2 separate regions of the Homo sapiens genome follow, and region 1 is linked to region 2. Evidence: chromatin loops called from intact Hi-C (ENCODE). Cell type or tissue: PC-3. All regions are shown on one strand.

Evidence for each region. Hi-C counts contacts between places; a loop is a spot of excess contacts. Peaks named below come from ENCODE experiments on the same cell type or tissue, not always from the same donor. Only the 100,000 strongest peaks of a DNase experiment are listed, where the experiment ranks them.
Region 1: a loop joins it to region 2, with 5 times the contacts of the local background. A loop is called at or near these places in 17 of 110 quality-filtered maps.

The regions. Positions count from the first base shown.
Region 1 is chr14:53,429,994-53,433,993 of GRCh38, forward strand. All of the region lies in intron 2 of LOC105370504 (a long non-coding RNA gene), which reads left to right. Among named protein-coding and RNA genes, the nearest start is that of DDHD1-DT, 280 kb to the left of the region's middle. In PC-3, CTCF peaks have their summits at 2,464 (motif pointing right) and 2,668; a DNase peak (open chromatin) is centred at 2,498.
Region 2 is chr14:53,532,793-53,536,792 of GRCh38, forward strand. All of the region lies in intron 2 of LOC105370504 (a long non-coding RNA gene), which reads left to right. Among named protein-coding and RNA genes, the nearest start is that of LINC02331, 320 kb to the right of the region's middle. In PC-3, no CTCF peak of the experiment used is centred here; a DNase peak (open chromatin) is centred at 2,269; H3K27ac peaks cover 3,078 bases.

The DNA.
Region 1 (4,000 bases), 100 kb before region 2:
ACCTATGTCAGCACTTGATATTTTCATCTTTGTTTCTTGCCAATCTAATAGATACATATTGGTATCTCATCATGGTTTTAATTTGCATTTACCCAACGACTAATGATGTTTAACATCTTTTAATGTGCTTATTTGACATTTTTTTTTTTTTTTTTTTTTTTTTTTGAGACGGAGTCTCGCTCTGTCGCCCAGGCTGGAGTGCAGTGGCGCGATCTCGGCTCACTGCAAGCTCCGCCTCCCGGGTTCACGCCATTCTCCTGCCTCAGCCTCCCGCGTAGCTGGGACTACAGGCGCCCGCCACCACGCCCGGCTAATTTTTTTGTGTTTTTTTAGTAGAGACGGGGTTTCACTGTGTTAGCCAGGATGGTCTCGATCTCCTGACCTCGTGATCCTCCCGCCTCGGCCTCCCAAAGTGCTGGGATTACAGGCATGAGCCACCGTGCCCGGCCTTATTTGACATTTTTATATCTCATTTGGTAAAGTGTTTAAATCTTTTGCCCATTTTTATATTCTTTTATTAAATTTTGAGAATTCCTATATTTTTGATTTAAGCTCTCTTTCAGATATGTGTTTTGGAAATATTTTTTTCCAGTCTGTGGATGGTTCTTTCATTTTCTTTACAGTGTCTGATGAACAAAAGTTTTAAATTTTGATAAAATTCAGTTTCAGCTTTTTCTTTTGTGTATCACGCTTTTTGTGTCGTGTCTTAGAAATCATTGCCTAACCCAAGGTCACGATTTTTTCCTGTATTTTCTTTTAGAAGTTTATAGATTGGTTTTTACATTGAAGTCTATGGTTGATATTAGGTGAATATTTATATACATATGGTATGAAGTATGAATCAAGATTCAGTCTTTTGTATATGGGTGTCCATTTGTTCCAGTATGATACTTTATTGCATTATCTTTGATATATTGTATTTTGATAAATAACATAAACCAGTAATCTGCATATATTGTCAAATGCTAGTTCATAAGCTTCTTTGGCTGGATTTGTTTTGTGTCACATGTGTAGCTAAGATAACAAACTATGCTTGAAGAGGATAATCGGTGCTTCTTAGGGCAGGTTGAATTTTCACATTTTTCTCCAATGTATCAGCACACATTCCACTTTATTTTGTGAGCTGACCCATTTAGAAGTCCTGACCTCCCTTAGAAAAAAAGCAAAACGTACTCTTTACTTTTGGGTTTGCTTAGTTTAAAGCTTTTCATAATTTTAAAACCAAAACTAGAATAAATTCCTAATTGATGGCTCTTTGGAATTTAGAATGCACTTTTGCATAGAAGTAATGTTTGTAAATGATGGTCATTCATAAAAGAAAAACTTCAGCATAATTAAATTTAAAGGAGTTTAATTGAGGAATGAGCAATTCGCAAATCAGGCAGCCTCCCGAGCCAGAGCAGGCTCTGAGACTCCAGCGCAGCTATGTAGGGGAAGAAGATTTATGGACAGAAAAGGGAAAGTGACATACAGAAAAGGGAAAGTGACGTACAGAAAATGGAAGTGAGGTACAGAAATAGCCAAATTGGTTACAGCTTGGCATTTGCCTTATTTGAACACCGTTGAAACAGTTGTCTACAGTTGATTGGCCAAAACTTGGTGATTGGCACAAATGTAGGCTACAGTTGGTTTACACTTCCACTTACTATAGTTCACAATGTACGGCAAAACCTTTAGGCCGAACTTAAAATATGTAAGGAGGTTTAGCTTTAGGCTAAGCTTGATTTAACATTACATACCCAGACTATCTTATAAATATTTGATTTATCTATCATGAAGAAGAAATACTATTTATAACAAGGATAAAACCAGCAAGTACATGGACCCCTGTGGAAGTTTTGATGAGAAATTACTGAAAAGATTTTAAGTATTATAGACACTGGTTCTTAAGTAGAACAAATTTAATCCCCAAGAATATGGCTTTCCTTTTTCTTGATACAGCAGCATGATTATTTTATGCATTACTCATGATGGTGTGGAGATGAGTGATAGTCATTAAATACTGATTATGTGCAATTAGATAAGGCTTTTCTTAAGTCATCTCATTCCTCTAAGAACTCTGTGAAGTAGCAAATTTATCTCCATTTTATGGATTTGAAAACTGACATTTAGAAAGGCCATACAATTTGCTCAACATCTCACAATTAATGCATTGGCTCTGGAATTAAAATTCAGTTCTGTCTGATTTCAGAGCTCACTATTCTCTGATGATTGGGTGAACATTTTGGCTAGTGAAATAAATGATGAAGGGAGAGAGATCCTCCTTCAAAGAGAGAGGATTGAGGAGAAAGGGAGTTAAAGGAGATGAGTGTATGTAAGTGAAAAAGGTTAAGGGAGAATTGAATGAACCCTGAGTGATGACTTAATAGAGGTAGATATATTCTGCCAAAAAGTCCTTGAAGAGGAATAAAAGAATAGGGTGTAGAAAAGGGAAGTCAAATAAAGGAGTTCTACCTTCTGACCACTAGGTGACACCATTGACAGAGAACACCTTGGCTGCTGTCTGGAGGTTGGTGGTGAGGGTGGTGGGGGGTGGTGCGTGAGGCAGGGAGCCAGGGAGAGACAGTGAAGAAGGTTTTAGGAGTAAGTTGCAGGTCATCCACATAAGGGACATTTGAAGCAGTCAGAAGTGATGTCAGTCACATGGAGAGTGCCTTATGGAGAAAGGCGTCCAAAGTGTATAGCCTGTTCAGGTGTCACTGTTGATCTTAATGTGAATCATTTCTATTTCTACCAAACACCAAGTAGGGAGGCAGTGTCAGTATAGGGATTAAGAGCAAGGAATCTGGAGCTTGGCTTTATAGGTCTGGAACCTGGCTCTGCCACCACCAACTCAGGCAAGTCACCCAATCTTTCTAAGCCTCAGTTCCTTTCTCTGTAAAAGGGATATAACAATATCTACCTCAAAGAGATGCTGTGCAGATTAAATGAAATGATAAATGTAAAGCACTTGGTATGGTGCCTTCCCCAAAACATACTTGTTTAATGCTGTCATTATTGTTAGGTAGAATTTTTTTTTTAAAAAGACAGCTAAATTAAAATTAAAATGAATGAATTAATACATTTCCAGAACAGTAAGAGACAGGTTTTTTAGTTCAGATAATGCAATTTCTTTTGCTTTTGTTGATTGTACACAAAACACTATCAGTTTAGAGGAGCACTGCATTTTAACTTCTTATATGCTTTTTAATTTCTTAATTGAAAAAAGCTCTATTCTTGCATATTTTGCTAAGAGATCACATAAATATTGTAGCATTCATGGTCAACTCTAGGCAAAATTTCAAGATGGTGAAATTCATCCTTGATGCGTTCTCAGCTCTCAATTCCATCTTTGTGCCCTTCAGTCTCTCTTCCCCACCTCCATTCTTCTCAACCTTCCTTTCTCTTCTCCTAATATTTCTAATGATCTTAATCTGCTCTTCAGCTACCACTGACCACTCTAAGAAACACCCCAGAAATGCGTTTCCTCTCGTGTCTTCCCAATCCAAAACTTTAAAGTTACTTCTTTCTTGTTCACCTCATTCCCCACAGACTCCAACTCAGTCAATCCTTCTATTTTTGGAGATCAAAAACTGGATTTGACTAACTAATAATAAATAGAGAACGAACAGATATTTTTACCATCCCCAGGAGTGTTCACATTTTGTGAAGACTTTTTAACTGAGATAAACCTGTAGCAGATTGTGTGTCAAGCCATATGAGAAACTTAAATGAAGAGTTTTGGGTATTCTGAAGGAGGGCTTAGGAATGGAGTGACTTTCCTTAAGGTGGCCCTAAGCACTAAGGTGGCCACCAAGGAAATACAGATCATTGAAAATTCCCCAAAACTCAGAGATTTTCATTTACTCAGTAATTTAAAATTCTTGCTAAGCTTTTTGAAAGTGTTGTTTGCAATTGGAAAAATTCTCTTTAATTGCTTTGTCTCTCTTATTTTACAGTGTCTCAACACTATTAGTGTGGCAGAAGCCCCTGGTTACTTTCCCATAGCCATTCTCCTTTC
Region 2 (4,000 bases):
TTATTTCCAACAATACCTTGCTTTATCTATTCAGTCTGAAAAATGCTTCCTGTAGCTACTTATTAGCAGGGAGCGACTTCTCTCTTTTTTTTCTGTGCACTCTCATAGTGTGAGATTTTTTTCTTGTAATAAAAAATATATAGAGAAGAGAAGACTTTTCCCTCTGAATTGTTTCCAGATTGAAGTGAAAATGGAGTCTCCCATTGTTGGAAGCACAGCTGCTGCCACATGTTCTGTGTCTGCTCCTGTGTCCTCACTGATGGGAGGGGCTTACTGGTATCATGTTTAGCCATTTTCATGCCGTGTTGTGAGCTGGCTTGGTTCTCTCCCCTCACGGCCCCTACAAAATCAGTCACTCCATGGCCTGGTGAGACCTGGGTGGATTGATGGGACACGTGTGATTCGAGGATAGCCTAGGCTTGCTGATGGCCACCAGCAGTGGCGTCTGGGTGGGAAAGATGAGACACACACACTCTCTCTCTCTGTCTCTTAGCTCTCCTGTTGAAATTTAGAATTGGGGAAATTCAGAGACTGGGCAGGTTAGCTTTGGAAACTGATTTGAAAGGCCACAAAGTAGACTTGGAACTAGGACAGCAATGACAGGCTGAAATTATGAGGATGAAGATCAAGAGAATAGGGAGAACAAAGCAGTGATGCACTGAGAAGGTGTGAGTAGTGCTCCATGCAGTTCGTGAGAAAAAGGAAGAAAGACAGACAGACACACACACACGCATACAAGTTTATACACAGACTCACACAAAAGCCACCTCAGTTCCTGACTGCTTTCGCTTCCAATTTCGGTTTACCCATGTCTCTTATCTTGGGGCACCTTGAATGAACTGCCTCTGCCCCTTATGGCCAAATGAGCCTTGACAACATCAGTGAAGCCTGATGAACTTATGTTGAATATTGTGACACTATGGATAATAGTATTACAGAAACCAAGATAAGTTAACTGGAGGATATCCAATGTAATTGTTACCCTCCCACTACCATTTCCCAATCATAAAAATGTCTTGTGAATGCCTTGACTACATGTCTGTAGTTGAAAAACTGAATGTCTGTAGTTGAAAAACCACTGGAAATTGTTTTCTTCCTTGTTACCAATGTCCATAAAAAAATCAGATGCCACTAATATCAGAACTCAGAAGTCCTTATTATATAGTCCTTTATTATTAATTCATTTTAATGAATACGGAACTAAAAAGTTGTTATGTGTGATATAAAAATAAGCTATAATGAAGTTTTGTGCTGAATATATGATCTGGAAACCACTAGACATTTGTGTTTCATTCGCATAGCGTGCTGGTTGCCATTAAATTACTCTTGGTAGGGAATGCCATGTTCTGATGGCAGCTGAATGTAGAACTCTATCTTCTTTATGGTAAAGGGGAAGAAGTGTGTTTGAGAGCATTTACATGTATATCTTACTCTTCATTTGTGTGGTTGCTTCTCTTGGTAGAATATGGTTTGGCAAGGGGCTATCATAAAACTTTTATTTTGGCAAGTGTAAGATATCACTCATAAGTAAGGCAGATCTTCCCAAACAAGTTGCTATATAAAATTTAAAGCATCAGTGTTCATTCACATATTTCTCCTATGCAGTATGTTTATCCTCTTTTGTTAGCTTTCCATGCTTTTGTCATCATTTTTCTTTCCTTCTTCTGTCTTCTCTTCAGCTGTTCTAGAAGTAGTGGATGACTTAGATCAGGGTGCAACATAATGTCATCTGTAAATATATGAAGGTAAATATCTCCTGGGGATACACTTCATGTGGTCCAGTGGATAACAGACATTCATGTGTGTTATTAATATCCATGTATTTGGCCATCTTTAGTCTATAGTCTCTACTCAGCCCCTCTAACACACACACACACACACGCACCAACCTAGTTTTAATTGAGCTAGAAACTGCATTGTTTGTTCAGGCAATGAAAAGGAAAAAGTTCTTAGGGTAGGGTAATTCTAATGGTAAATTTTTTTCCTTTAGAATTTTTAACTGCACTAGGCACACTGAATTCAGTGCTAGAGGCAGCCATTGTACTGTGAGGAGATATTATTTGTCTCATTAGCACTATGGGAATGCCATGAAAGGGTCCATGACCCAGAACCCATCTTGCTTTAATAATGGCTTCACACTCATAAAAGATTTTTAATGGCTACATGAGACATATATAAATATTAAATGCCATTCCTCTTTGTTGATTCACAAGCCCCAATGAATAGGACTCCTTCGTGGCTTCCAAAGTTGAAGAAATGTGCCTGGCTTCTCACGCCAATGAGTGAAGCAAACAAACCCACAAACGGAAACACCTCAACTGTGCCCTGCTAACCCATTTGTAAACCTGAGAACACTGCGAGTCTTTAGCTCTTGTTGGCTGCCTTGCGTTCTCTGACTCGGAAACAAAATTTCTGTCTGTTGTATACCTGTTCCAAATCCTGCTCTAGGAGAATTAGGAAAACATGGTCACATATGTGTAACGAGACATTTTTCCCAAATGTAACTTTATGGTTTTCATCAAAACTTAGTTCATTTGCTTTGGTCCCCCGGCCACAGCATTGCAACTCCAGAGATGGACTATACCCCTATGCAAAAGAGCATTTTGTGCGTATATTTAAATTTGGATAGACCAGCGCTCACAGTTCATCTGTATACTTAGATTTCGGTAAGAACTCAGGATCCTGGTGATGCCATTGCTCTTTTCCCAAGGCCTTGTGCTGGAGTGTAACATTACATGAAAATCGGTGCTGTTTGTTTAATCAGAGTCCCCCCAAGGTTAGCACCTGCCATCCTACTGCCTAATTGTATGATGATCCTGTGTGGATGACAAGACCCCAAAGAACTGTATTTGCCATATTTTTCTTGCCTTCCGATGTGGATGTCAGGTCTATACCATTTAAAGATGCCTTTATTTACGAAAGGGAAATTGAGTTACAGACTTCCTGTTGTGAGTAGAGCTGCCTGGGGAAAATGATGGTAGAAAGGTGTTCTCAAGGAGAGAGCCAGAATATGTGAGCCCAGAAGCACTTGGGGTTTGGCAAACTTTATATTCTTTTTTTTAATATTTGGGGTTCAGCAGAGCCAAAAATGTATTTTGCTCAAAGTACCATTTTCCTTTCATTTTCCAAAACCGTGTATATTCTAGGGAAATTTAATCCGTGTATTTTGGAATCATTTAACTCTCATTCATCAAAATATTGCATGGTAAACACTAGATCTGGGTTCAAGAAATCTCTTGAGCTCTTTGATAAGCAATTTTTTTTCTTTGAACCTGGAAGTAAAAATTCTCTTTGAATGAACCCAGAGAAGTACAGAGCATACTTCTCAGATTATCTCCCAGACAGAGTGGGGAGCTTTCCATGTGTCTACTATAAAGCAATGATGGGAACAAGGCTTTCTGGGGGCAAGGCCTTCAGAAACAGACCTTGGACATATATGGGCTTTTCCATTGAGGACTTCTAGCACCCCATTTAGCTCAGTCAGACTTAGATCTTTTCTGTTGCAACAACAGCCCCAAGTTAGTTCCAGCCCGTGTCTTCTGAAGTGCTTCTGAACCCTACAATCTTGTCTTTATTTAAAATTATATTTTGCTCAACCTGGGGTTTTATACATTAAATTTTCCTTTGAAGTACGGTATTGAAATATTATTTGATTACTGAGTTTTTTGGTGCCCTCTTAAGTTTTGTGCCTGAAGTCCATGCCTCATTGGCTTTGCACCTGGGCAGCCCCCTCTTCTTCCTGCTGTGGCTCACTCCATCTGAGGCATACCAGTGTGCAGAATGGGAGGAGCATGGCAGTTGAGAAACTCTGCTCAAGCCTACTTCTGAGTTTGGTTCAACCAGGCTTTCTCTGCTTGGGGACCAGATGGCCTGTACCCAGTGTGTCTACTCACGTGCCCCTTCTCCCATATGTCTCAGTTAGTGCTGAGGCCATGGAGTTTGCAATTTTTCTTTGGTCAGGAGGTTGTCTGTACAGTGCAGAATAAGAATAGAATAAAGG